Linked DNA regions of Homo sapiens: region 1 is linked to region 2. Evidence: read pairs that join two places in POLR2A ChIA-PET (ENCODE). Cell type or tissue: A673. All regions are shown on one strand. Each heading gives the region's core, and the rest is flanking DNA. Links, peaks and the distances in the headings are about the cores only.

Region 1 (11,487 bases), core at 2,142-10,141, 110 kb after region 2:
TGGAGCTCCAGGGAGTAATGGGAGGCCTAGATGCACGTTCCAACTAAATTGCTTCCTCCTCCCTGTCCTGGGAGTGGAAACATTTCTTAACGGGTTTTCAGCAGCAGTCCCTTTCCAGCCTATCCCCTGCTTTTCTTGTTAGAGACTTTTTCAGCTTCATCCCTCTGGGCATCCCAAGATCTCTTCCTCATTTTAGGGGACTTTCCATTCATTTATTCAACCAACAGTTATTGAATGCCTACTGTGTGCCCACATGGACCCAGGAGTAAGATAGGAGAAGGTAAACACACAGTCCCTACAAGTCCTTCTGGAAGGAGCCATGAAAATGCAGGTAGACAAACCACACTGATGATTTAAACACCCAGCAGGCCCAGGCTGGGGAGGGCTAGGTTGGGGGCGGGTGGCGGCAGTTTCAGGATGGGAAGTTCAGGAACCCTCTCCAGCAGCGGCATGGACAGCTGAGGCTGAAAGAGCCCTCCAGGCAGAACATCAAGGGCAGAAGGCCCTTGATAGAGACCAATGGAGGGACCATCAAGGGCAGAAGGCCAGTTAGGTGTGGGCTTGACGTCTTCAAGGACCAGAAAGGTAGAAAGGGGAGCTTAGCAGAAGCCAGCAGGCAGGGCGCACGTGGCTGAAAGCCGGAGGAAGCCCATCTTGGATGTTAGTCTTAGAAAACCAAAGATGGCTCCTGGGATGCTGGTTCCTTGAAATCTGGTGTTACTCATGCTCCCACCGCTGAAAGCACTTGGAGACATCCAGAGATATTTACAAATTATTGATTCAAAGTTGCCATTGTTGATTTATTTACTTAGAAACATCCTGGGGGAAAAAAAACATGGTCCGTGGATTTTGGGTGTTTTCCCCTGTTCTGTAGTGAGTTTGAGCTTAACTCTGTCTGCCATAACATTTGTCATCACAGAGCTGGATAGGACCCTCTCTATTTGATTCTGTTCCATCGGGGGCTTCCAAGGTGACTTATTTTCTTTCAGACACTCCTTGGCTCACTTATCACTCAGCATGGTTGAAAGATAAAATTTTAAAAATCAACTTTATTTATTATTCCAAGAATAGTTGACATCAAGATCAATACATCCAGACAGAAGCTATTAACATTTTAATGAGTTACTCAGTAATATTCCAAAGATGTGTCAATGAGTCATGGCCCCTTTGATTAAAGATGTACTTCAGAGACTACTGTAAATATATATAAGAAAGGCCCAGAGCAAGGAGCTGTCACCCATCAATCCTGGAGGAAGAGTGAGGGTTCATGAATAAAGAAGCTCACAAGGTGACTGTCCCTGGGCTACACAGTTTCCTGTAAGAGAAATAACCTTTTAAAATGCCATTGGTCTCCAATAACTGACAAACAAAGACGTCTACCTCTGCCGGTTGTCAGGTGTGTGCGTGGGGGGTGGATGCAGGGCTTCAGCAGCAGATAAGGTGGAGGAGAAATGTCCATGAGTCTCACTTGTAGATTCAGATCAGTATGGGGAGAGATAAAGCTTTGGAGGGAAAAACAAAGCCAGGAAAGGGGGACGTTATTGGAAAAGAGAAGACCGGGAAATCCTAAGAAGAGAGGACTGGGTGACAAAGGCCAACAGAAGGAAGTGTCCTCAGTGTACCCACATGGTTCCATCCAAGTATCAAACGCTTTGGCCCAAAGACCTGTCAGTCCTCATAATCACTGTTGGGCCCATTTTCTCCTCTACTTCATCTAACTTCCTAACGTTTCCTGGACAGGTACCCTAGAGGTCCCCCACGATCTATCTGGGGTCTAGACAGGCAGAGTCTAAAGCTCACCTCTCCCCAGGGAAGTGGGTAGTGGAATCTGATTCTGACATTGGGGTACCTCTGGACTGTGGTCTCTGAGAGGCAAACTTAATTCTGTGTTTGTGCCAAGGAGAAGAGGTCCACTTGTGTGTGAACTCGGGCCGAGGCACACCACAGGACCCCATGCGCCTGCTGGTGCAGACACAGAACCCATGGTTTGCTCTTGGGCTAGACCTTGGCGTGGGGGAAGGGGTGGGAGCCTGGGGGAGATGGTAGGGCATTACTGATATTCATCACTCTGGGAGGTTTCTAGTGGGGAGCTGCTATAGTTTGGATGTTTGTCCCCTTTAAACCTCATGTTGAAATTCAATCTCCCCAGGCCAGATGTGGTGGCTCCCACCTGTAAGCCCAGTACTTTGGGAGGCTGAGGCAGGAGGATTGCTTGAGCTCAGGAGTTCAAGACCAGCTTGGGCAACATAGTGAGACCCCATCTCTAAAAATTAGCCTAGTGTGGTGGCACATGACTTTAGTCCCTGCTACCCTGGACGCTGACGTAGGAGGATTGCTCAAGCCTGAGGAGGTTGAGGCTGCAGTGAGCCGTGATTGTGCCACTGTACTTCAGCCTGGGCACCAGAGTGAGACCCTGAAACAAGAAAGAAAGAAAGAAAGAAAGAGAGAGAGAGAGAGAGAGAGAGAGAGAGAAAGGAAGGAAGGAAGGAAGGAAGGAAAGAAGGAAGGAAGGAAGGAAGGAAGATCTATTGGAGGTGGGGCCTAGAAGAAGGTGTTTGGGTCGTGGGTGGCAGATCCCTCTTGAATGGCTTGGTGCCGTCTGTTCAGTCAATCCTAGGACTCCACCCCCTGGCCACAGGGAGTGACCCAGAGATGGGCCAGTGACCTAGGTCAAGGCTCCAGAATTCTCTCCTGGGGTTTTATGTATCAATGCTGGGAAGAGCAACACTCTTCCTCTCCTTCAGGTTTGCTGAGATGGAACAGCATAGGTTGGGAGCTCTCTGTGGCTATTTTCCACCCCCCACCCCACAAACCACATGCAGGGAGCCCATCTTCAGTCATGATAGTGACATCTAACATTTACAGAGCAGTTACCAAGTGCCAAACACTATCCCAAACATGCTTTATGAGAGTGACTCAATAATCCTCTCATCAGTCTTCTGAGATAGGTTTGTATCCCCATTTTGAAGATGTAGAAATTAAGGCACAGAGAGTTTCAGTAAATCACCAAATGCCACAGAGATATACAGTATGGAATTACTAGGACCTGAAGTCCAATAATTGGGTTTCAGAGCCTGAGTGCTTCAAAAATACAGAGAGAAGCAGGGCCGTGAGAGAGATGGATGAATGGATGGATGGATGGATGGACAGATGGATGGATGGATGGATGGATGGATGGACATAGGGCTGGCTGGCTGGCTGGATGGATGAATGGATGGATGGACATAGGGCTGGCTGGCTGGCTGGATGGATGAATGGATGGATGGATGGAGATATGGATGACTAGTTAACCAGGTAGATAGATAGGAGTTCTAGTGGCAACATACAGGTCCCTGTGTCTTAGTTTATTTGTGCTGCTATAACAAAATGCCTGAGACTGGGTAATTTGTAAGGAACAGAAATTTATTTCTCACAGTTCTGGGGGCCGGGAGTCCAAGGCACTCACAGAGGGCCTGGTCTCCACTCCCAAGATGGCACATGTTGCCACATCCTCCAGAGGGACGAACGCCATGTCTCACATGGCAGAAGAGCAAAAAGGGCCTAAGCTAGTTCCCTCCAGTCCTTTTTTTTTCTTTTTTTTTTGAGACAGAGTCTTGCTTTGTCACCCAGGCTGGAGTGCAGTGGCACGATCTTGGCTCACTGCCGCCTCCACCTCCCGGGCACAAGCAATCCTCCCACTTCAGCCCTCCAAGAAGCTGGGACTACAGGCTGGCTAATTTTTTAATTTTCAGTAGAGACGGGGTTTTTCTATGTTGCTCAGGCTTGTCTCAAACTCCTGACCTCAAGCAATCCACCCACCTTGGCCTCCCAAAGTGCTGGGATCACAGGCATGAGCCACCTCACCCAGCCCCTCCAGTCCTTTGTACTAATCCATTCCTGAGGGCGGAGCCTTCATGACCTAATCCCTTTCCAAAAGTTCCACCTCTTAATACCACCACAATGGCGATTAAGTTTTAACCCATGAATTTTAAGGAAAAAAATTCATTTTGAGGCCAACGTGGTGAAACCCCATCTCTACTAAAAATACAAAAATTAGCCGGGCCCGGTGGCACGAGCCTGTAATCCCAGCTACTTGGGAGGCTGAGGCAGGAGAATCGCTTGAACCTGGGAGGTGGAGGTTGCAGTGAGCCGGGATCATGCTGCTGCACTCCAGCCTGGGCAACAAAGCAAGACTCTGTCTCAAAAAAAAAAAAGGAATAATCTAGACATTCGTGGTGGCCCTTCATCTGACACAGGAGTATGAGCCATGAGCCTCTTTGGGGGTATGTTCAGGGAGGGATCTGTGTACCAGCTGTGAGATGAGGTAGGCCCCCCGGGCAGGCCCGGTGCTTTAGCGCCTCACCAAATTCCATCAGTCCCCCAAGGCTCACTGGGAGATGATGCCCGCCTCCAAGGTTAGCCTGTGGCATTTGATGCTCACCCTGGAAATGGCAGAAACACTTAATCCACCGTGGAATCAACTGATAAAAATAACTCTCAGCCAATAGCTTGTTTCTGCAAATTGCAATTAAGTGGCTGCTGGTACTTCCAAATAAATACGGTAACAATTTCCATCTCTGAGCAGCTTTATTTAATGTCCCGTGACATCTGACATACCATATCATTCTTCAAGCACCGAAACAAGAAACTCCATGTCATTCAACCCCTATTGCAGATGTGGAAGGCAATGGGTGGAGGGTGGCTTCCCAAGGACACTGTTGTTATCGTTGCATTCGGCTAAAGGGAAATCAGCCATGCATCAGGAACACGGGCCGGCGGGGAAGTCCTGGCCATTGCGTGTTCTTCCCTCAACGCCTCTATTCCTGAGTTGATGGTGTTTCTCCGGAGAGGAGAGATCCAAATGTTCTGGAATTGGGCCCTCTACACCCCTAAAGCCAAGGAGTTTTATTTTTAAAATATAAATACAATTTGCCAGGGGTATCCAGGTGAAATCAAAGATTAAAATCATGGCCTCTTGGGGCTTGCAGTGAGCCGAGATCGCGCCACTGCACTCCAGCCTGGGCGACAGAGCGAGACTCTGTCTCAAAAAAAAAAAAAAAAAATCATGGCCTCTTTTGGGGATGTAAGCAATAAGTGTGCATGCATGTGTGCGTGTGTGTGGGGGTGGGTTTATTGAAGTGAAATTCACTTAACATAAAACCAACCATTTTAAAGTGCACAATTCAGTGGCATTTCTACACCCGCTCCCTCTATCTAGTTCCAAAAGCCTTTCATCACCCCAAAAGGAAACCCTCTATCCACTAAGCAGTTGCACCCCATTCCTCTCTCCTCCTAGCCCCTGGAAACCACCAATCTGCTTTCTGTCTCTCTGGATTTGCCTATTCTGGGCATTTCATATAAATACAATCATGTCATGTGTGGTCCTTTGTGTCTAACCTCCTTCACCCAGCACATCTTCAAGGTTTATCCATACTGTAGGGTGACCAGAACTATTCCTCTTTGTGGCTGAGTAATATTCTGTCACATGCATATACAGCATGTGGGTTTTTAGTTGTGTTTTTTTTTTTTTTTTTTTTTTTTGAGACAGAGTCTCACTCTGTCACCCAGGGCTGAAGTGCAATGGCGTAATCTCTGCTCCCTGCAACTTCCGTCTCCTGGGTTCCAGCAATTCTCCTGCTTCAGGCTCCCTAATAGCTGAAATTATAGTCGTGCACCACCACGTCCAGCTAATTTTTTTTGTATTTTTAGTAGAGACGGGGTTTCAACATGTTGGCCAGGCTGGTCTTGAACTCCTTACCTCAAATGATCTGCCCACCTCAGCCTCCCAAAGTTCTGGGATTACAGGCATGAGCCACCATGCCTGGCCTCCTTTTTATGACTGAGTAATATTCTATAGTATGTATATAGAGTGTGTGAGGTTTTTTTTTTATTTTTATTTTTTCGAGACAGTGTCTGACTCTGTTGCCCAGGCTGGAATGCAGTGGTGCAATCTCAGCTCACTGCAACCTTCTCCTCCCAGGTTCAAGCGATTCTCATGCCTCAGCCTCCCGAGTATCTGGGATCACAGGCACCTGTCACCATTTCTGGCTAATTTTTGTATTTTTAGTAAGTAGAGACAGGGTTTCACCATGTTGGCCAGGCTGGTCTCAAACTCCTGACCTCAAGTGATCCACCCACCTCGGCCTCCCAAAGTGCTAGGATTATAGGTGTGAGCCACCACACCTGGCAGAGTGTGTGGGCTTTTTGTTTTTGTTTTTTTTTTCAAAGTTACTTGGACTCTGTCACCTTGGTCTACCTTGCCCAGGAAGTCCTATGGCCCTGCCACTATGTATTTTATGTACACAGCAAAAGGTGGGAATGGATTCAACAGCTGTGTCCTCAACAGCCGCGTCCTCTCTTCTACCTGCACCTGGAACTGCAACGGGGCAGATAAATATTTCCCAGAGACGCCTGCAGTAGCACACAGAGTGTGTTGGGAACAATTGTAAAGTCGTGCGGCTAGTGAAGCTTAGGACGAAGGCATTTTGAGCTTGTGAGTCATCCATGGCTGTAGTGGAGCTTTGGCCCACAGGGTTAAGCAAACAGTAAGGACAGGGATAAAACTGGGGCAAGGCTTCTAGAAGGTTAGGGAAAAGGGAATTCAGTGAGTGTTCTTGGGGTGTACTCCTAAAACACACTGTTTAGGGAACTCTTGCTGGTGTGGACTTCCTTAAACAGAAAGTCTCTGATGGGGAAGGAGGGTCCCTCACTTTGGACAGCTTTTGAGACCATTGCTAATTTGATCTCATTTTGACAATGAAGGATTTTACTCAACTTTTCATTGTCTTCCTTGAAATTTCCTTCATACCCCTCCTTCTCCCCCAGCTACCTTCAGTCCCATTGTCCCGGCTGACGGGCGGGCGGAAGTATTTCCTGTGCTCTGTGAATGCTATCACATGACACCCGAGTGTGGAATCGCATCCCCTGCTGATACAGTCTGAAAGCTGAGCTTCCCCATCCTCTCAGGTTTAAAGAAATGGTCACTAAAATTCGTTTAGTGTTTTTCTTCTTTTCCAACCAAGAAACATAAATGTGTGTTTGAGATCAACACAGACGATTCTTGAGTGAAATGGGACTTTACACATGGGGGTATTTGTTCATAGGTTTGAAACATTGAAAACCAATACTGTTCCGACTCTCAAGAGAAAAACGAGTTGTTTTTTTTCTCCCTAATGGAGTGTCGGTGATGGCTCTCCATTAGGGAGGAACTAAAGGTGGAGGTCCGCTTTTTAGTGTGGGCATGTCAGGTGCGAACCCTCCCATGCACTCTCCTCTCCTGTTCTCACTCACACACACAATTTAAAATGTTTATGGAATCTCTGCTCTGGGACCAGGACTCTGAGACCCAAAATAAATAGGATTCGTGCCTGCCTCCCACAAGGAGGGCAGTGGCCCTGTTTGGTTTTGCTTGGCACCTAGCACAAGCCCTGACACTTAGTAGGTGCTTTGTAAATGCTGACAGAAAGAATGAATGCTTCCCCTCACCTGGCTGTGTCAATATTTGCCTGGTTCTGCCAGGCCTGATATTTGCCACGTAGGCATTTCATGTCTGCACACACGTGGGGATGGCGAGTTGTGGACGTTCTCAACCTGACTAGCAGCAGTGCCTGCCAGGCAGGAAGTGCTACCATCTTGGAAGAAGTAAAAGAACCTGCTGATGGGATTCAGTCCGGCTAGGCTCTGCAGCCCACTTGGGGGTGTAAGGTGCCCATGCTGGCCTCAAAGCAGAGGTGTCCCTGCCACATGGCCCATTCTTTGCAATGTGAAAGCCAAAATGGAAAATGAAAATAAATAAATAAATAAGTAAACCAACAACAAGTAGTCCCAAGAGAAACAAAAAGGTATTCCTAATGGAAATCTCATGGGTGACTCCACAGGAGCTGGAAAAGGCTGATTCCTGGAGCCCACGGGTAGAAAAAGCCACATCCACTTACTTCCCAATTCTGCTCCAGGTCAGTGCCGAGGGCCAGGCAGCCTCCAGAGCTTTCTGGATCCCTGAGGACAGAGACTGGGTGGCCAGCTGGGAGCATCTCCAAACAATTCCTTGCTTCCCAGGATATGGTGTCCGGGGAGGAGAATGCTCTTTGTAGCACCAAAGTGTGTTTCAGGCGGGGCAGAGTTCACAGACAGCTGCAAGATTGTGGCCAAATGGGAATTTTTCGAAGTGAATTGGCTGTTTATTCAGTTGTGTGTTTGTGGGGCACTCAGACATAAATATCATGTGAGCCTGAGTTCGGTCAGACAATCGAAGTTGGGTAAGTTGGGAACTGTTTCATTTGTTATCCTGACTGAACTAGAACATGAGTGTTTTTGTGGGGTTGACCAAATATTGGAATCTCGACTGAATTTTTAGGAGAACAATATCTAGTGTGCCACTCAGGAGGAGAATACTTTTGTTGGTTGGTGGCCAACTCAGGATCATAAAAAGAAAATGAAGACACCTTAAAACATACAGGACAAGGAAACATTGATCAATGAGTAGCACTGATTTATTGGCCAGGGTTCTCCAGAGAAATAGAACCAATAGAATGTATATCATATACTTTTATATATGTATATGATCTCTCTCTCTCTCTCTCTCTCTCTCTCTCTCTATATATATATATATATACACACACACACACATATGCAGAGAGATATTACACACACACACACACACACACACACACACATACGCAAAGAGATTTTCAGGAATTAGCCCACGGGATCATGGAGACTGGCAAGATGTTTGTTTGTTTGTTTGTTTGTGATGGAGTTTCGCTCTTGTCACCCAGGCTGGAGTGCAGTGGCACAATCTCGGCTCACTGCAACCTCTGCCTCCCAGATTCAAGTGATTCTCCTGACTCAGCCTCCCGAGTAGCTAGGATTATAGGCACCTGCCACCATGCATCGCTAATTTTTGTATTTTTAGTAGAGACGGGGTTTCGCCATGTTGGCCAGGCTGGTCTCAAACTTCTGACCTCTGGTGATGTGCCTGCCTCAGCCTCCCAAAGTGCTGGGATTATAGGTTTGAACCACTGTGGCTGGCCGAGACTGGCAAGTTTGAAATCTGCAGAGCAGACCAGCAGGCTAGAGACCCAGGGAAGAGTTGATTGCAGCCTGAGTCTGAAGGCCTTCAGGAGACAGAATTCCTTTTTTTTTAGGGGACTCCAGTCTCTTTATAGGGCCTTCAGCTGATTGGATGAGGCCCACACACGTGATGGTACTTGGCTTTACTCAACATCCAATGATTTACATGTTAATTTCATCTGAAAAATACCTTCACAGCAACATTTATACTGATGTCTGACTAGACAACTGGGCAGCACGGCCTAGCCAAGTTGACACCTACAATTAACCACCACAACACCTTGCATTTCTTTTATATTTAAAATATCCTTTTACTATCAGGGAACACTTCTACACTGCTGCTGGGAAGGTAAACTAGCACAGCCACTATGGAAAACAGTGTGGAGATTCCTTAAAGAACTAAAAGTAGAACTACCATTTGATCCAGCAATCCCACTGCTGGGTATCTACCCAAAGGAAAAGAAGTCATTACACGAAAAAGATACTTGCACACGCATGTTTATAGCAGCACAATTCACAATTGCAAAGTCATAGAACCAATCCAAATGCCCATCAATCAATAAGTGGATAAAGAAACTGTGGTGTATACACACACACACACACACACACACATATATACACATATATATACATACATATACATATATATATACACATATATATATATGATGGAATACTACTCAGCCATAAAAAGGAATGAATGAACAGCATTTGCAATGACCTGGATGAGATTGGAAATTTTTATTCTAAGTGAATTAACTCAGGAATGGAAAACCAAACATTGTATGTTCTCACTGATACGTGGGAGCTAAGCTATGAGGACACAAAGGCATAAGAATGATACAATGGACTTTGGGGACTTGGGGGGAAGAGTGGGAGGGGGGTGAGGAATAAAAGATAACAAATATGGTGCAGTGTATACTGCTCGGGTGATGGGTGCAGCAGGAGCTCACAAATCTCCACTAAAGAACTTACTCATGTAACCAAATACCACCCATACCCCAATAACTTATGGAAAAAATAAAATTTAAAAAAATGTCCTCCAAAAAACAATCTTTTGGAGTGCAATGGATGAGTTGTAAGGGTGGGCCACTGGAAGAAAATTAGCAGTTGGCACCTACCCGCTGTCTTGGGAGGCGGGGAAGCACCTCCGGGAGGTTGCAGGCTGGGCAAATGATGCGGAGCTGGTGGCTAAGTCTGCAGTGAAGCCAGGGGTCTTGGGAAGAGGAGGCCGCATGGGAGATGGGGGGCGTGACAAGACGAAAAAATCTCAGCTCAGGAAAAGAGGGGCCGCACCACACCGTATGCTATGCCCCTGAGGGGCGGCTGTGCCTCCGTGGTCCTGGGGGGAAGGAACCAGGCCTGCTGAGGACACGGTGGCCATGAGGCTGCATGACCAGCACCCTTCTGTAGGGTTTCTCCAGCTGAGAAATAATAAAGGTAAATAAAAATATTAATAAAATAATTTCTCACAAGTAAGAAATAATAAAATAATAATGACAAATGATGACTCAGTACTTAGTCATGGGACATTTAAATCAACTTTTATTTTTCTGGCAACTCATTGAACATGGCTTTGTCTTTGAATTAATGAAATTTGCCTTCTGCTAATCAAGAAGTCTCTCCCAGCCAGGTGTGCTGGCTCACACCTATAATCCCAGCACTTTGGGAGGCCAAGGTGGAGAGTCACTTGAGACCAGAAGTTTGAGACTAGCCTGGCCAACATAGTGAGACCCCCATCTCTACAAAAAATAAAAATAAAAAAATTAGTTGGGCATGGTGGTGGCATGTGCCTGTGGTCCCAGCTACTCCAGAGGCTGAAATGGGAGGATTGTTTGAGCCCAGGAGGTTGAGGTTGCAGTGAGCCATGATCATGCCACTGCACTCCAGCCTGGGTGACAAAACAAGACCCTGTCTGGAAACAAAAAACAAAACAAAAAATCTCTCCTGGAAACAGAAATGGAGGTCAGCAAGCCAGGTGGCATGTGCCTGTTGTCTCAGCTGCTTAGGAGGATTGCTTGATCCCAGGAGTTCAAGTCCAGTGTGGGCATTGTAGAGACCCTGTCTCTACAAAAATAACCAAGCAAACCAAGGGACCGTTTTGGAGAAGGGTGATGATCTGGGGCACATGGTGCCTCTAACTCTTGCAGAGATTGTCCAAAATCTTTAATGGTCAAATGACCCAGGTCTGTTTCACTCATTTTCCTAAGGATTGAAAAAACTCAAGGGCATATGGATTTAAGACCAGGCAAAATTCTCACCCTGTCCTTCCTCCTCTTGTCTTAGATAGACGCCAGCTCGAATGCCGCCTCCCGTCTGCTCCTGGTTGGGATCCTGTCTTCAAGTGCAACAGCCAAGCCAGCTGCCCACTCCTCTGTGTCCTCTTAGATTGTGCTCTGGGTGTGTGTCTTCTCTGCTGGATTAAGGAGCTCACTGGAG
Region 2 (9,919 bases), core at 1,184-9,183:
GGAGGCCTTTTGCATGCCAGTTCTCACCCCAGCTGGCCCTGGGCTGGGCTTGCATGTACATGGTGGGCTCTGCATCAGTGCCCATTCACACAGTGACCACAGAGAAGCAGAGCGCTGCCCAGGGCTCCACCACCTGCAGATCCCGGAGACGAGAGCCCACATCCTCCCAGACCCATCTGGGGTCTGACCCTGTACAGGGGCTGCTCCACGGGGCTTGGCCCCTCCCTGCTCCAGCCAGTGCCAGGCTCACCCACATGTGCTTCTCACTCTCACAGCCTCTTATGACTTTTTCATAAGAACCAAAGAAATAAGAAATCTGCTGTTCTCCACTTCTTTCTCCTGAACCATGTCTTTCAAATATAATTCAAATGGAAAAAAAAAATGTTTTTGTCAAAAGCTATGGATCTCAATATGTGGATTTTTTTTTTGTTTTTTGAAAAAGACATTCAAGAAGAACTTTGATGAACTCTACCTCTCATTTGGATTCTTCTATTTTTCTAACTTCAATTTTAAGAAAAGTAGGCCAGGCATAGTGGCTCATGCCTATAATCCCACCACTTTGAGAGGCCAAGGCAGAAGATCACTTGAGCCCAGGAGTTCAAGACCAGCTGGGACAACTTAGCAAGACCCATCTCTTAAAAAAAATACAAAAATCAGCCGGGCATGGTGGTACTCACCTGTAGTCCCAACTACTTGGGAGCCTGAGGTGGGAGCATCACTTGAGCCCAGTGAGCTGTAATCACGCCACTGCATTCCAGCCTAGGCAACAGAGCAAGACCCTGTCTCAAAAATAAAAAGGAAGAAAGAAAGGAAGTAAAGAAAAATAACAACTCAGTTAATATCAGGAATCCCTTTTTAAACAGCTTTATTGAAATATAATTCCTCCATTTAAAGTGTGGCTGGGCGTGGTGGCTCATGCCTGTAATCCCAACACTTTGGGAGGCCGAGGCGGGCAGATAACTTGAAGTCAGGAGTTCAAGACCAGCCTGACCAACATGGTGAAACCCTGTCTCTACTAAAAATACAAAACTTACCTGGGAATGGTGGCGGGCACCTTAATCCCAGTTACTTGGGAGGCTGAGGCAGGAGAATCACTTGAACCCAGGAGGCAGAGGTTGCAGTGAGCTGAGATCACACGCACTGCACTCCAACCTGGGTGGCATAGTGAGACTCCATCTTAAAAAATAATAATAAAAATAAATAAAGTACACAGTTCTGTGGCTCTTATTTAATGGCATATTTGCTGGGCTGAGCAACCATCGCCACAATAGGAATTGCTTCTAAACAGTGGCTTCCAGGACCTCTCATGGATCAGTATAGATTCAGTTCAGTTTCCCAATGTCTGTGTTTGCCTTCATGACCATATGCTGGGAATTAAACCTATAGTCATATAGTCATGTTCAGACGCTGTAAGACTCTGAGTCATCAAGGCACAAATGATATGCTCACAGAAGCAGAACATTATGCTAATTATTGGAAACTTTTTCAGCAACAGAGCTTCAGATTTTAAAAAGCTTTTCTTTTATTAAGCCCAGAATATAATAAGCGTTGTAATACAATAAGCATTGTAATAAGTTCAGATTTATTTGAGTGTGTGGCCCTGGCATGACGTGTGTCTGCGTCTGTCCACGTGGCAAGGTAGCATGTTTCCCACTGTGGCCTGTGTTCCAGGACGGGGAGGGAATGTGTGGCTGAGCCCTGTGGGATGTGCTCTTTCTACTCTGCTCATCTCCATTCCACTGAGATCCCAGCTGGGACAGAGGATCCCGTTTGTCCAGCATCTGATGTCCGTGGCTGTCGTGGAAGCAGTGAGGTCCATTCCCGAGTATCAGGTAGGTACAGTTCAGTCTCCTTCTATGTCCCTGGGATGCATGCAGAATCTGGCTTATTCTTGTTTATAGCATGTGCTTGCATAATTGGTGGCTGTAGAACCTCAGCCTACCCTTTGCACAGCTGGCAGCAAAGTGCTCTCGGAGTTTTCAGAGCACCACCAGGTGCTAATGCTGCTTCAGGCTTGCCTGAATGCATTCATTCCCCAGAACTCCCTTTCTACCCAGTTTTTCAGATTTCTCAAACAGCCTGATGAGGGCAACGCTTTAGTTTTTGGTTTTTGTTGTTGTTTATTTATTTATTTTAATTGAGACAGGGTCTCACTCTGTCACCCACGCTGGAGTGCAGTGGCACTATCTCGGCTCACTGCAACCTCCACCTTCCAGTCTTAAGCAATCCTCACACCTCAGCCTCCCGAGTAGCTGGGACCATAGGTACACACCACCACCCCTGGCTCTTTTGTTGTATTTTTAGTAGAGATGGGGTTTCACCATGTGGCCCAGGCTGGTCTTGAAGTCCTGAGCTCAAGCAGTCTGCCTGCTTCAGCTTCCCAAAGTTCTGGGATTATAGGCATGAGCCACTGCACCTGGTCATGTTTACTTATGTATTTATTTTTTTGAGACAGAGTCTCACTTTGTCACCAAGCTGGAGTGCAGTGGCGCCATCTCGGCTCACTGCAATCTCCGCCTCCAGGGTTCAAGCAATTCCCCTGCCTCAGCCTCCTGAGTAGCTGGGACTACAGGTGTGCACCATCACACACAGCTAGTTTTTGTGTTGTTAGTAGAGATGGAGTTTCACCATGTTGGCCAGGATGGTCTCAATCTCTTGACCTTGTGATCCGCCCGCCTCAGCCTCCCAAAGTGTTGGGATTACAGGCGTGAGCCACCACGCCCAGCTGCATGTTTGTTTTTTGTTTGAAGCACTGGATGAGATTTGATTGTTGGACTGGATTGAAGTTGTTCATCTGCATTTTCTGTTGAAAAGGGTTATTTGGGGACCTAAAAACCTTTCTCATTTCCTACTTCTGTTTACCAGACTCTGTGCTCTAACAGAACTATCCTTTATCCACTGTTGACCACATACAATGTGCAGATCCACTTGGGGCCATCTTCCCCCAGCTATTAGGACCCGTGTGCCTGCTTCCTTATTACTGTTGGATGTTTTGTTGTCAGTTATTAAAAAGACAAGCAACAGGGAACAATTAGCTCAGTGACCGAAGCATTTTCTTCCCTACTTGGGCTTCACTTCCCATAGCCCCCTCCCAAATGTTCCTGGAAGAATTTCATATGGGTATAAATAGGAGATTCCTGCCTCCCTCCCCCAGCAGCTCCTATGTCAGGCTAAAGAGAAATGATTGGATTGATTCCTGAAGCAAGATGTTAAGAGCGTGACTCTCAAAGGAGACTTGGAGGTCCTGTCATCATTTCATTGAAGAAAAGGTCCTTCTCACTGCCCCTTAAATCCCTCTGTGATGTATTTGCTGTGTATGAATTTTTGGTATTCCACAGATGTAGTTAATGCTGACGTCTCTGTTTCCTGTATTACATCACATCGCTGAAACGGACGCTTACTACCAGGCACCCAGCATCCTTGCATATCTGATGGTTTGGGGGCATCACACCATTACAGGGCTTCAGGTGCCCGGCCTTGAGCACCTGAGCTGTGCATTCTGTCTAGCAGGAAGCAATCAAAATAGAAAGTCCTGGCCAGGCGCGGTGGCTCATGCCTGTAATCCCAGCACTTTGGGAGGTTGAGGAGGGCAGGAGTTTGAGACCAGCCTGGCCAACATGGTGAAACCCCATCTCTACTAAAAACACAAAAAGTAGCCAGACATGGTGATGGGTGCCTGTAATCTCAGCTACTCGGGAGGCTGAGGCACAAGAATCGCTTGAACTCGGGAGGCAGAGGTTGCGGTGAGCCGAGATTGTGCCATTGCACTCCAGCCTGGACGACAGAGTGAGACTCGTATCAAAAAAAGGAAGAAAGAAAGTCCTGTCATGGGAGAAATTAACTCTAGCAACAAGTTAGTCTTAGGAAAATAACTAAAACAAACACTAAGCCGAGAACATTAAATGAGTCTGTTTGGTCTGTTTAGCTTTTTCATGGCTCTGACTTTGACCTTGGAGCCCCACTAGTTCCCTTAGCGAGCATTCTTTGAGGGCCTGCTGTGCTCAGAGGCTGCGTGCGCCAGGCGCTGGAGGCCAGGATGGAAGTGGGAAGCTTGCCTTCAGCGGTGAACGGGGTCGGGGGAATTTGTGTTCCCGTTCTCCTTAAGAAGCTTGTACCAATGTTCTTTCCCTCTTCTGCAGTCAGCTACCCAGCCTCACCTGTGTGATGGGACATTTGATTTTGAATTGGGTTTCTTTTTTAACATAGTCAAGTTAGCTGACACAGTGCAGCTACTTTGATTGAAATAGGCCCCTGTTGTTTGGATTTCACTTTTTGTGTGGCCTTCACTAGGACCCCAACTGGTCCCTAACCAGATGTCACCGTCAGCACACAAATCATGACCACCCTCCCCAGACCCAAGGCGGCCTCGCTGGGATGCAGGCATTCCTTCCGGAACTCGCCTTGGGCCGCCCATTCTCACTCCTGCTCTTTCTTCTGTCCATGAAGTCCCCCCGGGCCCCGCACCCTCCCTCCACCCACACACCCCTACCCCTGCTCTCTTCTCTGCTTCTTAAAATTCTGTTCATCCTTAAGGCCCAGCTCCAGTGCCATTCTCAGACCCTCCAGCTACTTCCAGCTCTTTCCTCCAGCACTGTCCAGCACTTGCCATGTTGAAGCCTCTTTTAGGGTATCCACCACGTGTGGCTTTGAAGAGGAGTGATGTGTGCACCTGTTCCGTCTCCCATGATGTTAGCAGCTCTTCAAAAGCAGGATTTGTTTCATTTTGGTCTTTTTTTATGTGGGAGGATCACAGCAGCTGTTGGAATAAATGATTGAGAAAATGAAAAATGAGCACACAGTCCTCCTCTTCATGTGGAAATGCTGGTCCTGTTTACCTGCGTGAGAACCCAGAGTTTCATGAGCTGCTTCATGAGCCGAGGAGATCTGAAGCCATGAAGGCGAGCTGGAGCCCAAGTGCAGGGCCCGCCCAGGCACCAGCTGCCACGCACGTGGCGGAGGAGCTTGACAGCTCTGGGAACTCTGCAGGTGTCCTCCCGCCGGCGAGGCAGGGGCTCATTCCCCTGGCCATGTGGTGGGCACAGGGGGATGTGGGAAGGCGAGAGAGGGGAAGGAAAGGGAACTGGGGGCAGTGATGAAGAGCAGAGCCTCCTAGACACAGGTTTCCTAGAGGAGACTTTCTCAGCCCAGTGCTATTGATATGTGGGCCCTGGCATGTTTGTCGTGGGGATGTCCTGTGCCTTAAAGGATGTGTGTCAGCATTGCGGCCTCTACTCTCTAGACGCCGGTAGCACTCCCTCAGGCTGTGACAACCAGGGAAGTCTCCCAGTATCGCCAAATCCACCCCTCTCCCACTGAGAACCCCCGTTCTAGAGAGAAAAGAAACGTGAAGCTGTTGATCAGTTCTGGGTCATTGCGCACCCCCCATGCTTGGTTTACTTAGACTTTTTGTTCTCCTGTGCTCCTATTCCTGTATTTTTTCTCTCAGCCTAAACTACTGTTTTAGGGCAGATGAGCTTCCAATATGCTCTAACGGGCCGAAGTCAAAAGAAGGCCTGTTGGAAGGAGGAAGGGATTTCATGGAAGCAACAGGCCGCGTAGCATAGGATTCCTCACCCAGGCCTGGTGGCAGAAAGGTTTGAATTTTAGCTCCGTGGCTTTCAAGTGCTATAACCTCAGGCAAGCCACATAATTTCTCTAAGCTTCCGTTTCTCCCTCTGTTCCCTGGGGATGCGCTAGCACCAACACATAGGCTGGGTGTGAGTAACACGTAGACTAATGCTGAGAAGGTGCTTGGTGCCATGCCCGGCCTGCAACGTGGGAAGACCAGCCCCGTGGCCCTTGGAGGCCATCAGCTACTCTCTGCTCCCTTAGCTTTATTTTGCTGAATGTTCTCTTCCAGCCTTGCATCTCCAGACAGGCTTCCTTTACCCACACATGGCACAGCCTGGCTGCCAGCCCGAGGTCTAAAAGACCTGGTGGTTCTGACACCCACTCGGCTAGCCCCGTCTCTGTGTCCCAACTTCAGAGTCACAGTGGATAGGCAGAGGCCTGGGTGGCCTTGTTCGAGACACTGTCCAGTGTTGGTCCATTCTGTAAGCTGATGACAGGGAGAGCCCCCCCACCCCCAGGCCACACCATTCAAGACGCAGAGGCAATAGGCCACATGACAAGTCCAGTTCCATTACCCAAGATGACCATTAGCAGTTCTGCGAGGCTTTCGCTAAGGTGAATTTCTCCTCTGCATCTTCACAGCATTCTTTTTTTTTTTTTTTTGAGACAGAGTCTCGCCCTGTCACCTGGGCTGGAGTGCAGTGGCACGATCTCGGCTCGCTGCAACCTCCGCCTCCCGGGTTCGCACAATTCTCCTGCCTCAGCCTCTCAAGTAGCTGGGATTACAGATGCACACCACCACACCCAGCTAATTTTTTGTATTTTTAGCAGAGATGGGGTTTCACTATGTTGGCCAGACTGGTCTCGAACTCCTGACCTTGTGATCCGCCCGCCTCAGCCTCCCAAAGTGCTGGGATTACAGGTGTGAGCCAGCGCGCCTGGCCACTGCCTGCTACTCAAGACATTTCTACCTGCCTTTTGTGACCTTGGTTAATTCAGGGCCATCTTTGTCTCTCAAGCATGGGTTCCTGAAGGGAGACGCCCCCTGAGATTACTATTCTCTCCCCACCCTCTGGCCCTAGCACGTTAGTTAGCTACTCCATGGTGGTGGTGGTGGTGGATACTGACATAATGAACTTCATTTACAAGGTAAGCATCTTCAGAAAGGGTTTTGGATGATGAGAAACAGTGCTGGGGGATGGGGAAGAATGCTGGGGTTTATGTCAACTGTGTTCTTCAGGGCTTTTACCTCCTGGCCCCAAGAGGCACTTCAATATCGGATTGTCCCAAAGAAGTGATTAGCTGCCTGAAAAAGAGGAGAGGACGAGGCCCATGTTACCTTGGTTTCTGCTTATCTTCCCTTAGCTCAGTGACTTGCCTGGGCCCCTTGTGTCCTGTGACGGCTTAATTAATGTGCAGATTTCCCTTTAGGATATCAACTTACGAGTGAAGTGGCCCAACGATATTTATTACAGTGACCTCATGAAGATCGGCGGAGTTCTGGTTAACTCAACACTCATGGGAGAAACATTTTATATACTTATTGGTAAGTTTCAAAAACCTTTCCCCCAGCATTTTTAGATTAATAAAACAATAAAAATAAAGACGGTTTATGCATGCCTACATTGGCAGGAGCAGATTATCATATGAGGTTACTTTGAGTCTTGTAGTTTTGGAGCAGGGTATAGATGCAGAGAGATTGGTCGAAAGCACTTCACAGGGTTTAGCATTTTCTGTGTGTGACCACGGGAACCACCAAAGTGGTATCACATCAAACAGGTATGTTCCTACATCCTTCCACACTCCTGCTACTCATTGAATTTGAAATGGTGAAAATAAACATTTAACGTTCTATTCTGTAATAAGAAAAAGAAAAGTTAATTTCCTAAATAGTTCTCCTGGTGTCTTGCATTCTTATCGTGACCTTCCTGGGCCATGAAAGAGCTGGCATCATTTTAACCTTCAGAAGAAGCTCCATGCTGGTCAAGGCGGGGTAAAGAATCCCTGTTTCACCTTAGCACATCCAAATCAGGCAAGAAGATGGATTCAGAGGCAATCTCAGAAGTCCTTAGGTTCCTGGCCGTCCAGTCATCAGCCTCACTCTGTGGCAGTAGAACCTAATCTGTGTTCAGAAACCAGCAATGGTCAAAAAACATGTAACCATGTGTTTCAAGTGCCAGCCAGGGAATACAAGGCCTGTGTTACCAGCTCTGCCACCAAGGGGCAATATTATTCTAGGCAAGCTACTTCATACCCTTAAAGCTCCATTTCCTATCTTTTTTTTTTTTTGAAATGGAGTCCAGCACTGTTGCCCGGGCTGGAATGCAGTGGTGCAATCTCGGCTCACTGCAGCCTCCGCCTCCCAGGTTCAAGTGATTCTCCTTGCCTCAGCCTCCCAAGTAGCTGGGAGAACAGGTGCCCGCCACCACACCCAGCTAATTTTTTTGTATTTTTAGTAGACACAGGGTTTCACTATGTTGGCCAGGCTGGTATCAAACTCCTGAACTCATGATCCGCCCGCCTCGGCCTCCCAGAGTGCTGGCATTACAGACGTGAGCCACTTGCCCAGTCTCCCCCATTTCCTATCTTTAAGTGAGTAATTGCAGTTGATGCAGAGATTCCTAGGTAGGGGCCACAAGCAGGCTCATGGATGGCTTCAGGGAGCTAACAAATGTTATCAGCGTGGGGTAAGCGAAGGCCAGGCGTAGTGGCTTGAGCTCATAATCCCAGCTACTTGCGAGACTGAGGCAGGTAGATCACTTGAGCCCAGGAGTTCAAGGCTACAGTGAGCTTTGATCGAGCCACTCCACTCCATTCTGGATGACAGAGTGAGACCCTGTTTCAAAAATAAAACATAAAAAATAGGCCAGGTGTGGTGGCTCAATGCCTGTAATCCCAGCACTTCAGGAGCCTGAGGTGGGTGGATTGCTTGAGTCCAGGAGATCGAGACCAGCCTGAGTGACATGGCGAAACCCTGTCTCCACTAAAAATACAAAAAATTAGCTGGGCGTGGTGGTGCCTGCCTGTAGTCCTAGCTACTCAGGAGGCTGAGATGGGAAAATCACCTGAGCTCAGGAGGTTGAGGCTGCAGTGCGCTATGAGGGCTCCACTGCACTCCAGTCTGGGCAACTGGAGTGAGACCCCGTCTCCAAAAAATAAATAAATAAAAATAAAAAATAAAGTAGGGGAATGAAACATTTTCCTATGGTGAGAACCCATAGCTTTTATTGAATTCTGAAGGCCATAGGATGGGGTCTCTGACTTTGGGGATTCAGAGCAGCCAGCAGGGTGCTCACCGGTCCTTAGAAGGACATAGCCTAAGTGGCCAGTAGTGAGTGTTGCTACTCCTCCTAGGAATTCCAGTTTTCTGAACACGGGAGAATTTTCAGTGCTGTACAGCACTTGATTTAATGCCTTACGAACGTTCAGTAGGTGCTTCAGATCCTGTATGTATTGAATGAATGAATACGTGAGCAACTGCAAGTCCTGCCCCTGTTGCTGTAGTTACTTGTTTTTTTTCCAGAGGTAATTGACAATTGCTTTGTATTTTAATAGCCAGTATATTGTTTTAAAATCTGAGACCAGTCAATCCTTCCCTTCACACTGGAAACGGCAGGACACTTGCCGGGAAGGCTGTTGTTACAAATGGCATTGTTCTGCCTGTGGCGAATGTTTTGGGGATTTTTTTTCTTAAAGTCACTGAAAACATGGTAGTTTTCTTACTGCTTAGTTTTTGCAGTATTTCATTTCTTACTGAAGACCTCTCGCAGGCCGATTCAGGGCCCTGCTGAACACTGAAGTCCAGCTTTTCTGAAGACACCGCCCTCTGCCTGGAGAGGATAGTGGTGTTAAGTAACTGCACAGATAAGCCTATTCAGACACCATCCCTGGTAACTCTCATGAAGCCTTGGTTTAGGACCCTGCAAAAAGCCACTGAACATGAGTCGGCGTCTTGCCAACAGCGTAACCTTAGCACCAAAGACTTCCAAGAATAAAGTATTAAAAGATGCATTTCTAGGGTTATGCCATGACCAAGGTTTGAAATCTCTGAGTCCAGAGTTTACTTCCCAAGTCCTGAATAAAACTCTATTTTCAAGCGTGGGATCTGTTATTCAAGCAGGAGAAGAAACCAGAGATTTTATTCTCTCCTGGACTCAGTGCAGAGCTACAATGCTTGGTAGACCACTTATTTCAGAGGCAACACTGATACGTTTTGTCCCATATTTAATAGCTTCTATTGAATTAAATTGAATCAAATGTGGCTTTCTTTTTTCCCACCTTTTTATTTGCAGTAAGGTTGAGATGGTTTTAGCTTGAACAAGAATAATAAAAGAAGGACAAAAAGGAA

What was found. Peaks named below come from ENCODE experiments on the same cell type or tissue, not always from the same donor. Only the 100,000 strongest peaks of a DNase experiment are listed, where the experiment ranks them.
Region 1: POLR2A ChIA-PET joins it to region 2 with 8 read pairs; 2 of 35 experiments call an interaction of 5 or more read pairs at or near these places.

Annotation. Positions count from the first base shown.
Region 1 is chr21:36,642,858-36,654,344 of GRCh38, reverse strand. It overlaps LOC105369308 (a long non-coding RNA gene), which reads left to right. Exons shown (of 3, transcript NR_188246.1): 2 at 11,339-11,487. Among named protein-coding and RNA genes, the nearest start is that of SIM2, 51 kb to the left of the region's middle. In A673, for the core only: no CTCF peak of the experiment used is centred there; a DNase peak (open chromatin) is centred at 6,864; H3K27ac peaks cover 530 bases.
Region 2 is chr21:36,756,925-36,766,843 of GRCh38, reverse strand. It overlaps HLCS (holocarboxylase synthetase), which reads left to right. Exons shown (of 11, transcript NM_001352514.2): 8 at 1,672-1,832; 9 at 7,003-7,117. Among named protein-coding and RNA genes, the nearest start is that of SIM2, 63 kb to the right of the region's middle. In A673, for the core only: no CTCF peak of the experiment used is centred there; no DNase peak of the experiment used is centred there.